3 separate regions of the Homo sapiens genome follow, and regions 1 and 3 are each linked to region 2. The links are chromatin contacts, found by Hi-C or POLR2A ChIA-PET in ENCODE. All regions are on one chromosome and are shown on one strand. The core of a region is the stretch at or near the end of the contact, and the rest is flanking DNA. Distances in the headings are between cores, read along the strand shown.

The links. A loop is a pair of places that touch in the nucleus more often than their neighbours do. ChIA-PET counts read pairs that join two places held with the same protein, here RNA polymerase II (POLR2A). Pooled maps may share reads with other maps.
Region 1: a map of PC-9 shows a loop between it and region 2 (8-fold over the local background). The contact joins two enhancer-like sites. A Hi-C loop is called at or near these places in 9 of 168 maps with a recorded cell type or tissue (A673, CD4-positive, alpha-beta memory T cell, IMR-90 and 6 more), 5 of 37 single-sample maps with no recorded cell type and 19 of 50 pooled maps. POLR2A ChIA-PET finds 5 or more read pairs at or near these places in 7 of 52 experiments (CD4-positive, alpha-beta T cell, MCF 10A, OCI-LY7 and 3 more).
Region 3: a map of PC-3 shows a loop between it and region 2 (11-fold over the local background). The contact joins two enhancer-like sites. A Hi-C loop is called at or near these places in 23 of 168 maps with a recorded cell type or tissue (A673, B cell, CD4-positive, alpha-beta memory T cell and 18 more), 17 of 37 single-sample maps with no recorded cell type and 32 of 50 pooled maps. POLR2A ChIA-PET finds 5 or more read pairs at or near these places in 4 of 52 experiments (OCI-LY7, WTC11, activated CD8-positive, alpha-beta T cell and 1 more).

The regions. Positions count from the first base shown.
Region 1 is chr6:13,724,484-13,728,937 of GRCh38, reverse strand. No RefSeq gene overlaps it. Among named protein-coding and RNA genes, the nearest start is that of RANBP9, 15 kb to the right of the region's middle. Within about 2 kb of position 3,182, at least 7 of the 41 ENCODE cell types and tissues checked have a DNase peak (open chromatin) inside an H3K27ac peak, as active enhancers do; they include PC-3 and PC-9, where a contact is called at or near this core.
Region 2 is chr6:13,791,591-13,796,474 of GRCh38, reverse strand. It overlaps MCUR1 (mitochondrial calcium uniporter regulator 1), which reads left to right. Exons shown (of 9, transcript NM_001031713.4): 7 at 2,528-2,581; 8 at 4,483-4,597. Among named protein-coding and RNA genes, the nearest start is that of MCUR1, 21 kb to the left of the region's middle. Within about 2 kb of position 2,159, at least 4 of the 41 ENCODE cell types and tissues checked have a DNase peak (open chromatin) inside an H3K27ac peak, as active enhancers do; they include PC-3 and PC-9, where a contact is called at or near this core.
Region 3 is chr6:13,871,375-13,876,072 of GRCh38, reverse strand. No RefSeq gene overlaps it. Among named protein-coding and RNA genes, the nearest start is that of RNF182, 51 kb to the left of the region's middle. RefSeq lists a silencer at 2,002-2,141 and an enhancer at 3,255-3,837. Within about 2 kb of position 2,457, at least 11 of the 41 ENCODE cell types and tissues checked have a DNase peak (open chromatin) inside an H3K27ac peak, as active enhancers do; they include PC-3 and PC-9, where a contact is called at or near this core.

The sequences.
Region 1 (4,454 bases), core at 1,933-4,432, 69 kb after region 2:
ATATCAATAAGCACACTGAGCACCTAGATTTTGGCCTCAAACACCATTTGCAATTAAAAGGAATTATGGCTCCTTGGAGAAATGGCTGATTCCAGGGCTGTAGCATGGAAAGTGCGAGATGAGTCTGGAACATCTTGTTGTGCCTGAAAGTCAGGAAGTGCTCAGAAAGTGTTGGGGACAAGTCAAAAGGCATAGAAGACAGGTAGAGGGGCTCCAACTAGCCTACTGAGGGACAATCTGAATATCAAAATAAATAATAATGATGAATTCTAACCCTATTGAATAAAATTGGAAATCACATCCATAGAGCTATAAATAAATAAATGAAAGTTTGATGAAGAATGGGATATTTGGATTATTTCACAGCATCTCTCCACAAAATATTTATTAATTGCAAAGAGGAAAAGAATAACTTTATAGTGGAGAAGACTGACAGCACCTTTATTAAATGATAAAAGTTAGCATCATCAGAAATGCAACACATTACTATTGTGTGGCACCTGATACACTGAGAAGAACACAGAGGCATTTCTATGATATGCCTCCCAAGATTCATAACCTGAATCTACACTTGAGGAAATAGAGAAGCCCAAATTAAGGGACGCTAAAAAATAACTGGCCTGTAATCTTCAAAAGTGTCAGGGTCAGGAAAGTCAAGGAGTTACTGAGGAAGTGTTTCATGGCTAGAGACATATGACAAGTAACTGCAATGCATGGTTTGAACTGGATCATTAGCTGTAAACAATGTTATTGGGGCAACTGGTAAAATTTGAATGGGATGTGAAGATTAGATAGTACTAACGCATCAGTGTTTCTTTCCTGATTCTGATGGTTATATTTCGGTTATGTAGAATATCTTGTTTGTAGAAATTCCACACAGGTGATGTCAGCAATTTGCTCTCAAATGGCTCAGTAGAAATAGTTCTTTGAATTGTATCTCTGATTTCCCTGTAATTTTGTGATTGTTTCAAAAATTAAAAAAATTTTTTTAAAAGGAAGAAATGCTGGTCTCCCTTAGAACTTGTTGGAAATGCAGCTTCTTGAGCCCCACCCCAGATCAATTCTTCAGGTGATTCTGATGCACTGAGAACCACTGTACTAGCCCGTTTATTCAAATTTTAACATCAAAAAACCATTTCTTAGCTGAGTGTGACTCCCACTACTGGACACAAATAAGATTGGTCTTTTAAAATTTCTACTCCTATTTCCATTGATAATTCATTATAAAGCTGAAAAGGTTGATACTAAGAAAGTAGAATAATACATTTTAGAACTGTTTTGAAAAAAGAGGGAAGGAACTGCTATTTATTGAGAGCATGCCATATGCCAAGCTTCATGCTAGTTTCTTTCTTGTAGGAAAGAAAATCCATGGATTTTCAGGATAGCCTCCAGAAATTTAAATCAGAATCCTCCAGCCCAATTCACTGAATATTCTAGCTTCTTAGAAACCATTCACCATTCCTTCAACAAACATCTATTGATGGCCTACTATGTGCCAGGAGTAAGAAAAGCACTGAAAGTTACATGGCAGTAAATTCATGTACACAGTATTTGGTGCTTATGACAAAAACCTTCATAGCACATGTAACCTTTTTTAAAATAAGAGCTTTATTGAGATATAATTCACATACCACATAATTTATCCATTTAATATGTACAATTCAGCAGTTTTTAGTATATTCACAAAGTTGTGCAACCATCACCATCATACCTTTTAGAACATTTCACCACCCCCAAAATAAATTTTCTACCCACTAGCAGTCACTCCTCACTCTCTCTTCCCCCCAACTCCTGACAACCACTAATCTACTTTCTGTGTCTATGGATTTGCCTATCCTGAACATTGCATATAAAAGGAAACATAAAATATGTGGTCTTTTGTGATTGGCACCCTTCAATTAGCATAATATTATGAAGGTTCATCTGTGTTGTAACATTCATCAGAACCAGAACTCCATTCCTTTATACTGCTGAATAATGTTCCACTCTATGAATAGACAACATTTTATTTTTAAATGTTTAATTGAATTTAATTAAAAAATTCTTGAGACAGGGTCTCGCTCTGTCACCCAAGCTGGAGAGCAGTGGCATGATCACAGCCCACTGCAGCCTCGACCTCACGGGCTCCAGAGATCCTTCCACCTCAGCCTTCCGAGTAGCTGGGTGTACAGGTGCGCACCATTACGCCTGGCTAACTTTTCTATTTTTTTCTAGAGATAGGGTTTCTTCATGTTGCCCAGGCTGGTCTCAAACTCCTGGACACAAGCGATCCGGCCTCCCAAAGTGCTGAGATTACAGATGTGAGCCACTGTGCCCGGCCAACATTTTATTTATCCATTCATCCATTGATGGATATTTGGATTATTTCTACTTTTTTACTATTATGAATAATGCTGCTATGAACATTTGTGTGCAAGTTTTTATGTGAACATATGTTTTCCTTTCTTTTGGGTATATACCCAGGAGTAGAATTGCTGGGTCATATGGGAAATCTAAGTTTAAGCTTGGAGGAACTGCCATACTGTTTTCACACCTGCAGTGTCTGAGCGTATCAGGGCTCTGATTTCTGCACATCCTTGTCAACACTTGGTATAGTATATGTAATCTTTGCATCATAATTAAACTGTGAACACTTAATTCTTTTTTTTTTTTTTTTTTTTTTGAGACGGAGTCTCTCTCTATCTCCCAGGCTGGAGTGCAGTGGCGTGATCTCGGCTCACTGCAAGCTCCGCCTCCTGGGTTCACGCCATTCTCCTGCCTCAGCCTCCCGAGTAGCTGGGATTACAGGTGCCCGCCATCACGCCCGGCTAATTTTTTGTATTTTTGGTAGAGATGGGGTTTCACCGTGTTAGCCAGGATGGTCTTGATCTCCTGACCTCGTGATCTGCCCGCCTCGGCCTCCCAAAGAGCTGGGATTACAGGTGTGAGCCAACGTGCCCAGCCCCTACACTTAATTCTTAGAATGAAGACCACTGGATGGGTTATAAAGACTTGAAATCAAGCATTATGAAAGTAGCTTGCTTGTGTCATCAAGAAGTATTTAAGGAGTGCCTCCTAGATATAGGGCACTACAATAGGAAATAGGCTCTTTGAAGGTGTTTTTTTGTGGTTGTGTTAAGTAAATGGGGCACCTATGACTCAGATTTCCCTGGCAAGCCAGGAAGTATCTCAAAATCTCCAGGTCTGGTTCTACAGGCAGGGCAGCATGACTGAAAAATCTGGTATTTCAGATCACCCACGGTAGGCAGGGACAAGTAATGATAGCTTTTGGCAAACCTAAGACAGATCCAGGACACCTGTAATTGGCCTGAGTTTCCGGCTTTGAGTTCAGACCTAGCCTTTAGGCCACTAACTGGTGAACCATTGGCCAGATCTGACCCACAGAGGTGTTTTGTTTGACCTGTGAAGTGTTTGGAACGTTTTGATTTGAAATTCCTTTATGCTCTCCACTCTGTTATTGTTTTATACCCGACCTGGTTCACTCTTTTACATTATCTACCTGGCTCATGGAGGTATTTGAGTTTGCAAGTCCTGCTCAGGATGATGCCTTAGTCATATGTTTAAGGCCTGGGCAATTATCAAATAGAATATCATTGCCATAATAAAAAAGCAGAGTTACATCCCTATATCAACAAGAAGCAGTTGTTAAACCCATAATTGTGCAACATGCAACATAGAGAACAGTAAATAGTTGTGACCTATACCTATGAGGACCTTATAAACTAAGGTAAACCATGCTGACACAGACAGACTTTCACATGGTCAACAGAGAGTAGAAAAAGGCATATGGACCATGAAAATAAACATGATGAAGGTCAGTAATGAGCATGGTGGCAACAGCCAAACTTACGGGCTTGTGTTCCTACGTACACACGTATTCTAAAAATCGTCTCTTTATGAAAGACCCTCTTCCCAGATTAAACCTATTAAAATGTGAACTTATTTGATGGACATATTTGCAAGACTTGTGACATTCCAACATTGCTCAGTAATGCCAACATTCAGAGAGTTCTCTTAAGGCAGATGTAGTCATTGAAATGATCAGGTGTGTGATTAGAAATGTGACTGGAAGGCCAGGTGCAGTGGCTCTCACCTGTAATCCCAGCACTGTGGGAGGCCGAGGCAGGTGGATCACCTAAGGTCAGAAGTTTGAGACCAGCCTAGCCAACATGGTAGACCCCGTTTCTACTAAAAATACAAAAATTAGCCTGGTGGGGTGGCAGGAGCCTGTAATCCCTGCTACTCAGGAGGCTGAGGCATTAAAATCATCTGTATCTGGGAGGCGAAGGTTGCAGTGAGCTGAGATGGCACCACTGCACTCCAGCCTGGGTGACAGAGTGAGACTCCATCTCAAAAAAAAAAAAAAAAAAGCATCCTTGGATGCTCTTGGTGCCCTGAGCATGTCCTGTCACCTGCTGATGCACCCATCTCAGGCCACAGGGAATGTTGCCAGT
Region 2 (4,884 bases), core at 910-3,409:
GTCTCTACCAAAAATACAAAAATTAGCCCAGCGTGATGGCCCACCTGTAGTCTCAGCTACTCGGGAGACTGAGGCAGAAGAATCATTTGAACCCAGGAGGCAGAGATTGCAGTGAGCCGAGATCACGCCACTGCACTCCAGCCTGGGTGACAGAGTGAGACCCTGTCTCAAAAAAAAAAAAAAGAAAAGAAAAAAAATGATGAAATTTCATTCTTGCAAATACTCATATTTTTAAATTATTGGATATATAGAGTGGATTCATTCAGTGTTCTTATAAGAAAAGTAAAGCTTATAATATTTTGCAGACTTGATAATGCAGCACTCAAAATACTTACCCTGATTTTATTTTACTTGAATTTACTAGTTAAATATGCTGATAAATATGATTTACATGTAATTACTTTATCTGGAATGACTATATTGACCTTAATCTCCAGAAAGCAACCAATGCACAGAGTTTCAATTAAATCCTGTCCATCATGATAGTAACTTTTTCTACATGACACAAAAGTGTCTGTGGTATATTTGAACAGTAACTGTGACTATGAATTGTTCTTATAGTCTTTTTTTAGTGTTTCATTATTTTAATTTCAGTGGGTTTTGGGGGAACAGGTGGTGTTTGGTTACATGAAGACGTTATTTAGAGGTGATTTCTGAGATTTTTGGTGCCCCCATCACCCTAGCAGCGTACACTGTACCCAATGTGTAGTCTTGCCCCTCACCCACCTCCTACCCTTTCCCCCAAGTCCTCAAAGTCCACTGTATCATCCTTTTGCCTTTGCATCATAGCTTAGCTCCCATCAAGCCAGTGAATTTATGTCATTTAGTAACCTAGCGGGGAGGTTGTTCTTGGTAATCATAAACTTGGATTACTCTGAAGCACAAGGCAGTAGTAAATTATACAGCGAGTGTGTTTGTAACATGCATTGGTGAAGATGAGTTTTCTGGCTCTCGTTCTTTCGGTAAAGTTATAATGTTAAATATTAAATTGCAAATTAACTATGATATTTACAGCCAGTTCCAAAAGCAGTATGGCATATAAACTTCTGGGGCATGGGGATATAGAGCTACATAGATGTTATTTTTAAAACCATGACAGCGTCAATATTTAGGCTCTTCTTTTGTGGGTGAGTCAATGTTGAGTTAATGAAGACTGAGGTTTAGTGGTGCACAAAATCTTGTTCCACGCCGCCCTCTAGTGGTGATCTGATGCATCGGGCTCTCCTGGTCTGAAACCCTGAGGTTTAAAGAGCATTGTTCTTGGTTTTACAACCTACTCCTTGGCTTAGGGTTTTGGGGTTTTTTGTTTTTGTTTTTGTTTCTCTTTCTCTTTTTTTTCTTTTTTTTTTTTCTACTTCTAAGCTCCCAGTAGTCCCAGGAGAATATTTTATAGCTAGGAAGTTTCTATATACTTCAAAGGATTAACTTTTTCTTTCTATAACAAGGTTAATGTAGTTCTTAAAAGTCGTCATTCAAATTACTGATTGTCATATGCTCAATTAAATCTTGTTGCCCACTACTAAGGAGATAAGTCTGATTTCAATCTTACTGTCTACAAAACTGCACTAAATCTTTTCACTGACATTAATAGCCAAAAGGCGAGATACTTTAACTCTGGGTAGAATTAGTTCCTTTAGTAACGCTGGATTATGGCTACGCCCAAGTGGGTTTTTTTATTGTTATTAAAACCAACATGTGCAGGAGGCTAAGGCAGGAGAATTGCTTGAACCTGGGAGGCAGAGGTTGCAGGGACCCCAGATCAAGCCACTGCACTCCAGCCTGGGAATAGAGTGAGACTCCATCTCAAAACAAAAAACCAAGCCAAAAAAAAAAAAACCCAACATGTGATGAGTTAGTGTATTTATGTATTTACATTGTATTTTATAATCACAACACAATGTCTTTGTCATAGAATAATAATCCTTGGCAGCTATTTGTTCCCCAACTTCATACCTTTTCTGTCTTTTGTTGAGACTCAAGTAGTGACGTGTTTTGCTACTAGTTATGATGGGATAGCTCCTAAATTGAGTTGAGTCTCCATTTTCAACCCTCTCAAAACCAAAAACCATATGACTCAGCATCCTTCGAAATTGGTCCCCAGGGAGTGCTACTACAATAGTGGGAGGGACCTAAAGACATCACAGGAAATATGCAGGGAGAAGTGACAGATGACTAAGGAAATCCAGATATTAGAGGAATGAGTAAGTATAAATAAGAAACTTTAGCCAGCACGGCAGGTCATGCTTGTAATCCCAGCACCTTGGGAGGCCGAGGTGGGCAGATTGCTCGAGCTCAGAAGTTTGAGACCAGCCTGGGCAACATGGCAAAGCCCCATCTCTATGGAAAAAAAAAAAAAAGAAACCTCAAGTAACACATATAAAGAAGCAGGTAGGCTACTTAATCCCAGAGGTGACTTTCTGGTGTTACGTATTCTAGGAGGTACTGAGACCAGAATATTTAAGGCACCAGAGAAGGAGAAGAGAGAGGAGTAGATCAGAATCTGACCCATGTTACGTGTTTATTTCAGTATTCATTGAACGAAAAGAAGCTGCTGGAATTGAGAACAGAAATAGTGGCATTGGTAAGAAACAAGACTGTGATTTTTCTTTGTCTTTGTACTCATCTTTGCTTCGTTCCATGCATGGTTGTTTGTAATGATAATAGGAAGTTACATGCAGGTTTACTGTCATGGGAATTTTTTACATTGTGCTAAAATACACACAACATAAAAATTAGGATCTTAACCATTTTTTAAGTGTACAGTTCAGTACATTTAAAGTACATTCACATTTTGGGGCAACCATCGCCACTGGCTATCACAGAACTCTTTATTTTGCAAAATTGAAACTCTGCACCCTTTATACATTCCCTTTTCCAGCCTCTGGTGACCTCCATTCTACTGTCTATGGATTTGACTATTCTACATACCTCATATAAATAGAATCATAGCATTTGTCTTTTTGTGGCTGGCTTATTTCACTTAACACAGTGTCCTGAAGGTTCATCCATGTTGTTGAAATGACAGGACTTTCTTCCTTTTTAAGGCTGATTAGTATTCCATTATATGTATATGCCACATTTTCTTTATTCGTCTGTCAAGGGCACTTGTGTTGCTTCCACCCGTTGGCCTTTGTGAATAGTGCTGCTGTGGGCATGGGTGCACAGATGTCTGTTGGGATCCCTGCTTTCAGTTCTTTTGGGTATATATGCAGAAGTGGAGTGTCACAGGATTTTTTGCACTTCACAAAGTGTTTGGTTATCGTAATGGAAGATAGTTATCCTATGAAAGATTTAAACTTTCTTAATGAAAGTTTCCTTTTCTTCTTTCTTTTTTTTTTTTTTTTTTTTTGAGGTGGGGTCTCGCTCTGTCACCCAGGCTGGAGTGCAGTGGCTCAATCTCAGCTCACTGCACCCTCCTTCACCTCAGCCTGTAGAGTAGCTGGGACCACAGGCTCACACCACCATGCCCTACTTGAGAGTTTGTTTTTCTTAACGGAAGTTTTATTAAGAAAGTTTAAATCTCAGTAATTGAAGAATAGTGAGGAATGGAGAAGTCTTATTCTATTTTTAATTTATAGCATACATTTCTCCTTTTCCATACTGTATGGAACCTGGGACCTCTGAAACCCCCAAGAGGCTTTCATGAGAGAATTCCAGAATCCTGGGATATTTCTCTGGAATACTTTTTTACGCATCCAGGCATTTATTTCTTTTTTTCTCTGCCTGAATTGGTAGCCATAGGGAAAGATTTAGTTGCTGTAGGAGTTTTAGTGAAGGATTCCCATGGTTTTTATGCTTTAATGCAGTTCTACAACCCCCTATAGCGTCGGCCAAACCCACTGCCTTTTTGAGGGTTGATTATGTGTCCAGTTTAACTGTATTGTATTTGGGGAAGGACACAAATTGGCCGTGGGTAGCCAAGCCTCATAGTAATGAAACACTTGATATTTGAACATGAAAGAAGAAAGTTTTTTAAAAATATGACTAGAAATAGCTCAAGACAAGCACTGCCGCTTTCACATTATCTAAGACTCCATTTCTTGAAAACATTTTTGAGTTTACTGTCTATCTTTGACTAAGGAGGATTTAGAAGGATGAGACGTAGCCGTTGCCTTTGAGAACAGACTGGCCTCATAATACCACATCATTTGTATAGCAACCTAGAGCTTACAAATGCTTTTTCACATAGATTATCGCATTTGATTCTCTAAACAGTCCAGGTAAAGGCAGGGCCACTGGCTTGGTTGTTTCGTTTTGTTCTGTTTTCATTTTTTCAAATAGAAGAAAACTAAGGCCTAGAGAGGTTAAGGGTCCTGACCAATGCAGCGTAGAATTAGGGTTTTAGAACTGAGACTAAAGCCCAGGCCTCCATAGTCTTACCCAGGTTTCCCTGTGACTGCACCCCGTTGGGAAGGAGCTATAGGATGGTGAGCAGAGGGGACGTGCTGTGGTCTAACGCTGTGACTCTCTTCATTTTAAAAGCATGCCCAGCAAGATCGGGCCCTTACCCAGACAGACAGGAAGATCGAAACTGAGGTTGCTGGCCTCAAAACCATGCTTGAGTCACACAAGCTTGATAATATTAAATATTTAGCAGGTAAGCTATTTTGTATCTATTTAAATCAACCTGAAAAGAAAATAAATTTATAAAATAAGTCGTTGACAGATACTGCATTTCATTGATTCCAACACTTTCTGAAATATTTTAACATCTCTGAAATTGGAAAGCATCTTACAATTTCCAGTAGATGAAGTATCATAGTTTAATTGGCACTTTTTCTTTCTTAGTAGTAAATAAAGTAATTGTGTACGTTATAATTGATAGAATTGGAAATTTGATAAGATACTATAATTGAACTATAGTTATTAGGGATTTTAATGAGA
Region 3 (4,698 bases), core at 1,208-3,707, 79 kb before region 2:
TCTCCTTATAAGGCTAAAAATTTCTCATGAAATACCTCTTTGGTTATATACTTAAATGTTGATATGTAGTATTACCATTCTATTTTTAATATTTTTGAATTTTCATTATGCTTTCTCCTTTTAATTCACTGGGTATTTAGAATTTTATTTAATTTCCGAACACACAGAATTGTTATCTTTTCCTGTTGATCTTTACCTTAATTGCACTCTAGTCAAAATAGGTGATCTCTGAAATTTGTTGAGATGAGTTTTATGGGTCATTCATGGTCAATTTTTGTGTATGTTCCAGGTGTACTGGTAAAAAATACATATATCTTCCAACTTTTGGATGCAAGGTTTTATAATATATTATAGTATTATTAGTTCTAGTAGTAGTATTGAAATCACCCATGTCCTTATTGATTTACAATCTTTCGATCTTCAATAATTGAGAAAAGTCTGATATAGTTTGGAGACTTGTCCCCGCCCAAATCTTTTTTTTTTTTTTTTGAGCCAGAGTCTCACCCTGTCGCTCAGGCTGGAGTGCAGTGCAGTGGCCCAATCTCAGCTTACTGCAACCTCTGCCTCCTTGGTTCAAGCGATTCTTCTGCCTCAGCCTCCTGAGTAGCTGGGACTACAGAGGTGTGTCACAACTCCCAGCTAGTATTTGTACTTTTAGTAGAGACGGGGTTTCACCATGTTGGCCAGGCTGGTCTCGAACACCTGACCTGATGATCCACCCGAATCAGACCCCCAAAGTGCTAGGATTATAGGCGTCAGCCACCGCGCCCGTCCCCCACCCCCCCACCCAAATCTTATGTTGATTTTCATCCCCAGTGTTGGAAGTGGGGCCTGGTGGGAGGTATTTGGATCATGGGGATGGATCCCTCATGAATGGCTTGGGCCATCCCCTTGGTGATCAATGAGCTCTCATGCTGAGTTCACTCGGGACCTGGTCCTTTGAAAGTGTGTGGCACCTTCCTCCTGCTCTCCCTCTCTTGCCTCTGCATTTGCCATGTGAGATGCCTGCCCGGCTTCAACTTCTACCATGACTGTGAATTTCCTGAGGCTCCACAGAAGCTGAGCAGATGCCACTATGCTTCCTGTAAAGCAGGGGTGTCCAATCTTTGGGCTTTCATAGGCCACATTGGAAGAAGAATTGTCTTGGGCCACGCATGCAATACACTAACACTGACGATAGCTGATGAGCTTTAAAAAAAATTGCAAAAAAGTCTCATAATGTTTTAAGGAAGTTTATGAATTTGTGTTGGGCCACATTCAAAGCTGTCCTGGGCCACATGAGGCCTATACGCCACAGGTTGGACAAGCTTGCTGTACGGCCTGCAGAACTGTGAGCCAATTAAACCTCTTTTCTATATAAATTACCCAGTCTCCGGTGTTTATTTACAGCAATGCAAGAATGATCTAATATAGTGCGTTTAAAATATTTACGAGAGTGGATTTGTCTATTTTTCCTAATAGTTCTGTCCATTTTCCTTGGTATACCACAAAGCTCTGTTATTAAGTGCACGCAAGTATTCTCTCTTCCTGCTAAATATGTTTTATTATTATGAAGTGGCCCTCTGTACTACGGCTAGTAGTGTTCTGTCCTAACATTGGGATTTTCTGTGTTAAGCTACAGCACGGTGCTCGTGTTAGTCCTAAAATCCAGCCTGTAGACACAGTGAAGGGCACACCTATAAGAAGACTTCCGTTTGTGTGACGGAGGATTACACAATAGTTGTCAGACGGTGGTCCCTGAACCAATTCTATTTCAGGATTCTCGGGATTCAGGATTCTCAGCTCAATCAGAACAAATACGTAGCAGTTTTCCTCTTCTTATTGGTAATTTTAATGACTCTTACTTTGTGGAACTCTCCCCCTGGGTGCCCTAGGAGCAGCCCGGGAGGAAAACCGAAAGCTAATCTGTTGTAGATGCAGGCCCTTCAGGTAATTTGAGCCCAGCTGAGGGGTTGTCGTTTCACCCAGCCGTGCAAATGGTGCAAATGTGTCCTGTTGAGTCGCCCTGGCTTCCGTCACTGTCCAGGTGGAAGCCCCTCCCCGGAGCAGCGCGGGCCGCAGGCCACCCCCTCGTGCCCTCGCCTTCGCCTCACCGGCGCCACCTGTTCTTCCTCCCTTTCCTGCGGGTCCCAGCCGCTGGTGCCCTCTGGTGGCGGCCCTGCTGGCCTTGTCGTGTGACATGCGGGGGGCGTCGTGAGTCTACTGGCTTTTGCGTCGCGTCCTCGGGAGGGGTAGGACCCCCTCAGGCAGTGAGGCCACCTCCGCCCCCTCCCTCCCTGCGAACGGGTGGAGCTGCTGCTTCGCTCTGCAGAGCCACGCCCCTTGTCCGTGGCTGAGACCCTGACCCAGGTGCAGGAGTTCTCCACAGAAACCAGAGGCGATCTCACTCCCGCCCTGCCCTCCGACGTCCCTCTGCCTCCCGCCAAGTCCCTGCCCATCACCCTGCGAGTACCGGGCAGCTTGGCGAAGAGCCAGCAGGACCGCAGGCCAGGCTCTGCCCGGCCCGAGGGATCCTACTGGGACTTCGTGGGAGGGACGGGTGGAAATTCCCAGATTCACAGGAAAGGCACAGGGAAGGCAGAGTTGCCACTTCATTAACTCTGTTCTGCAAAAGAAAACTCACCTGCTCTCTCTCCGGTTAGCTTGCTTCCTCTCTTCTCCCCTCCCCGCCCTCTAATCTCTCTCTCACACGCACACACACACACACACACCGGAAAAGAGGGAAAACCAGTTTTCCTCTTTTTCTCAACTGTCTCACCTGCACAAGGCCACTGTATTAGTTTGCTAGGGCCACCGGAACAGTCAACACACTGAGGGGCTTAAACAACAAAAATTGATTCTCTCACAGTTCTAGAGACTGAAAATCCAAGATCAAAGTGTTGGCAGGGTTGGTTTCTCCCAAGACCTCCCTTCCGTGGCTTGTAGATGGCCACTTTCTTGCTATGTCCTCATGGTCTTTTCTCTGTGCCCCAGGACCCCTGGTTTCTCCATTAGACATCACATATTGGATTAAGGCCCACCCTAGTGGCCTCATTTTACCTCAGTCACCTCTGTAAAGACCTTATCTCCAAATATGGTGACATTCTGAGATACAGGGGTTGGGTCTTCAACATATAAACCTGGGTGGGTGGTAAGGGGAACACAGTTCAGCCCATGAGAGTCACCCTGTTGCCTAACCACTGGTGATGGGGAAGGAGTGGTGTAGGATCAGAAGAGGAAGTTTAATGTCTGAGGTTGTTGCCGGAATAAACACATCACATTCCCCTGTTACCCATATTTAAGCCCTCTCCTTCACAAATACTGGTGTGACACTCCCGCTTAACTGCCTCACCTGGATGACAATAAACTTGTTCCCAATTGTTGAGCACTTGAAAAACAAAATGTGGGGGTCATGGGGAAATGAACCTTTCCCGTACAGTAGAAATTGCTTCCTTGTGTGCAAAGAGATTGAACCAGAAGTATAGACAGGAGGTTAAAAAGTCCCTGGAATCACCCTCAGCAGAAGCAAAGAAAAAAAAAAATGAAAGCCAAAGCCAATGCTGCTGGAGCTGCCTGAAACCCCAAGACCACACCTTGAATATGCTGTTGAGAGGTGACAGCGTACTGGCAGTCCTCACAGCCCTCACTCGCTCTCGGCACCTCCTCTGCCTGGGCTCCCACTTTGGCGGCACTTGAGTAAGCCCTTCAGCCCACCACTGCACCCTGGGAGTCCCTTTCTGGGCTGGCAAAGGCCGGAGCCGGCTCCTTCAGCTTGCAGGGAGGTGTGGAGGGAGAGGAGCGAGCGGGAACCGGGGCTGCGCGCGGCGCTTGCGGGCCAGCTAGAGTTCCGCGTGGGCGTGGGCTTGGCGGGCCCCGCACTGGGAGCAGCCGGCCAGCCCTGCCAGCCCCAGGAAATGAGGAGCTTAGCACCCAGGCCAGCGGCTGCAGAGGATGTACTGGGTCCCCCAGCAGTGCCAGCCCACCGGCGCTGCTCTTGATTTCTCACTGGGCCTTAGCTGCCTTCCGGCAGGGCAGGGCTCGGGACTTGCAGCCCGCCATGCCTGAGCCTCCCACCCTCTCCGTGGGCTCCTGTGCCGCCCAAGCCTCCCCGACGAGCGCCGCCCCCTGCTCCACAGCGCCCAGTCCCATCAACCACCCAAGGGCTGAGAGGCGCGGGACTAGCAGGCAGCTCCACCTGCAGCCCCGGTACAAGATTCACTGAGTGAAGCCAGCTAGGCTCCTGAGTCTGGTGGGGTCGTGGAGAACCTTTATGTATAGCTCAGGGATTGTAAATACACCAATCAGCACCCTGTATCTAGCTCAGGGTTTGTGAATGCACCAATGGACACTCTCTATCTAGCTACTCTGGTGGGACCTTGGAGAACCTTTATGTCTAGCTCAGGGATTGTAAATACACCAATCAGCACTCTGTATCTAGCTCAAGGTTTGTAAACACACCAATCAGCACCCTGTGTCTAGCTCAGGGTTTGTGAATGCACCAATCGACAGTCTGTATCTAGCTGCTTTAGTGGGGCCTTGGAGAACCTTTATGTCTAGCTCAGGGATTGTAAATACACCAATCGGCACTCTGTAGCTCAAAGTTTGTAAACACACCAATCACCACCCTGTGTCTAGCTCAGGGTTTGTGAATGCACCAATTGACACTGTATCTAGTTACTCTGCTGGGGCCTTGGAGAACCTTTGTGTGGACACTCTGTA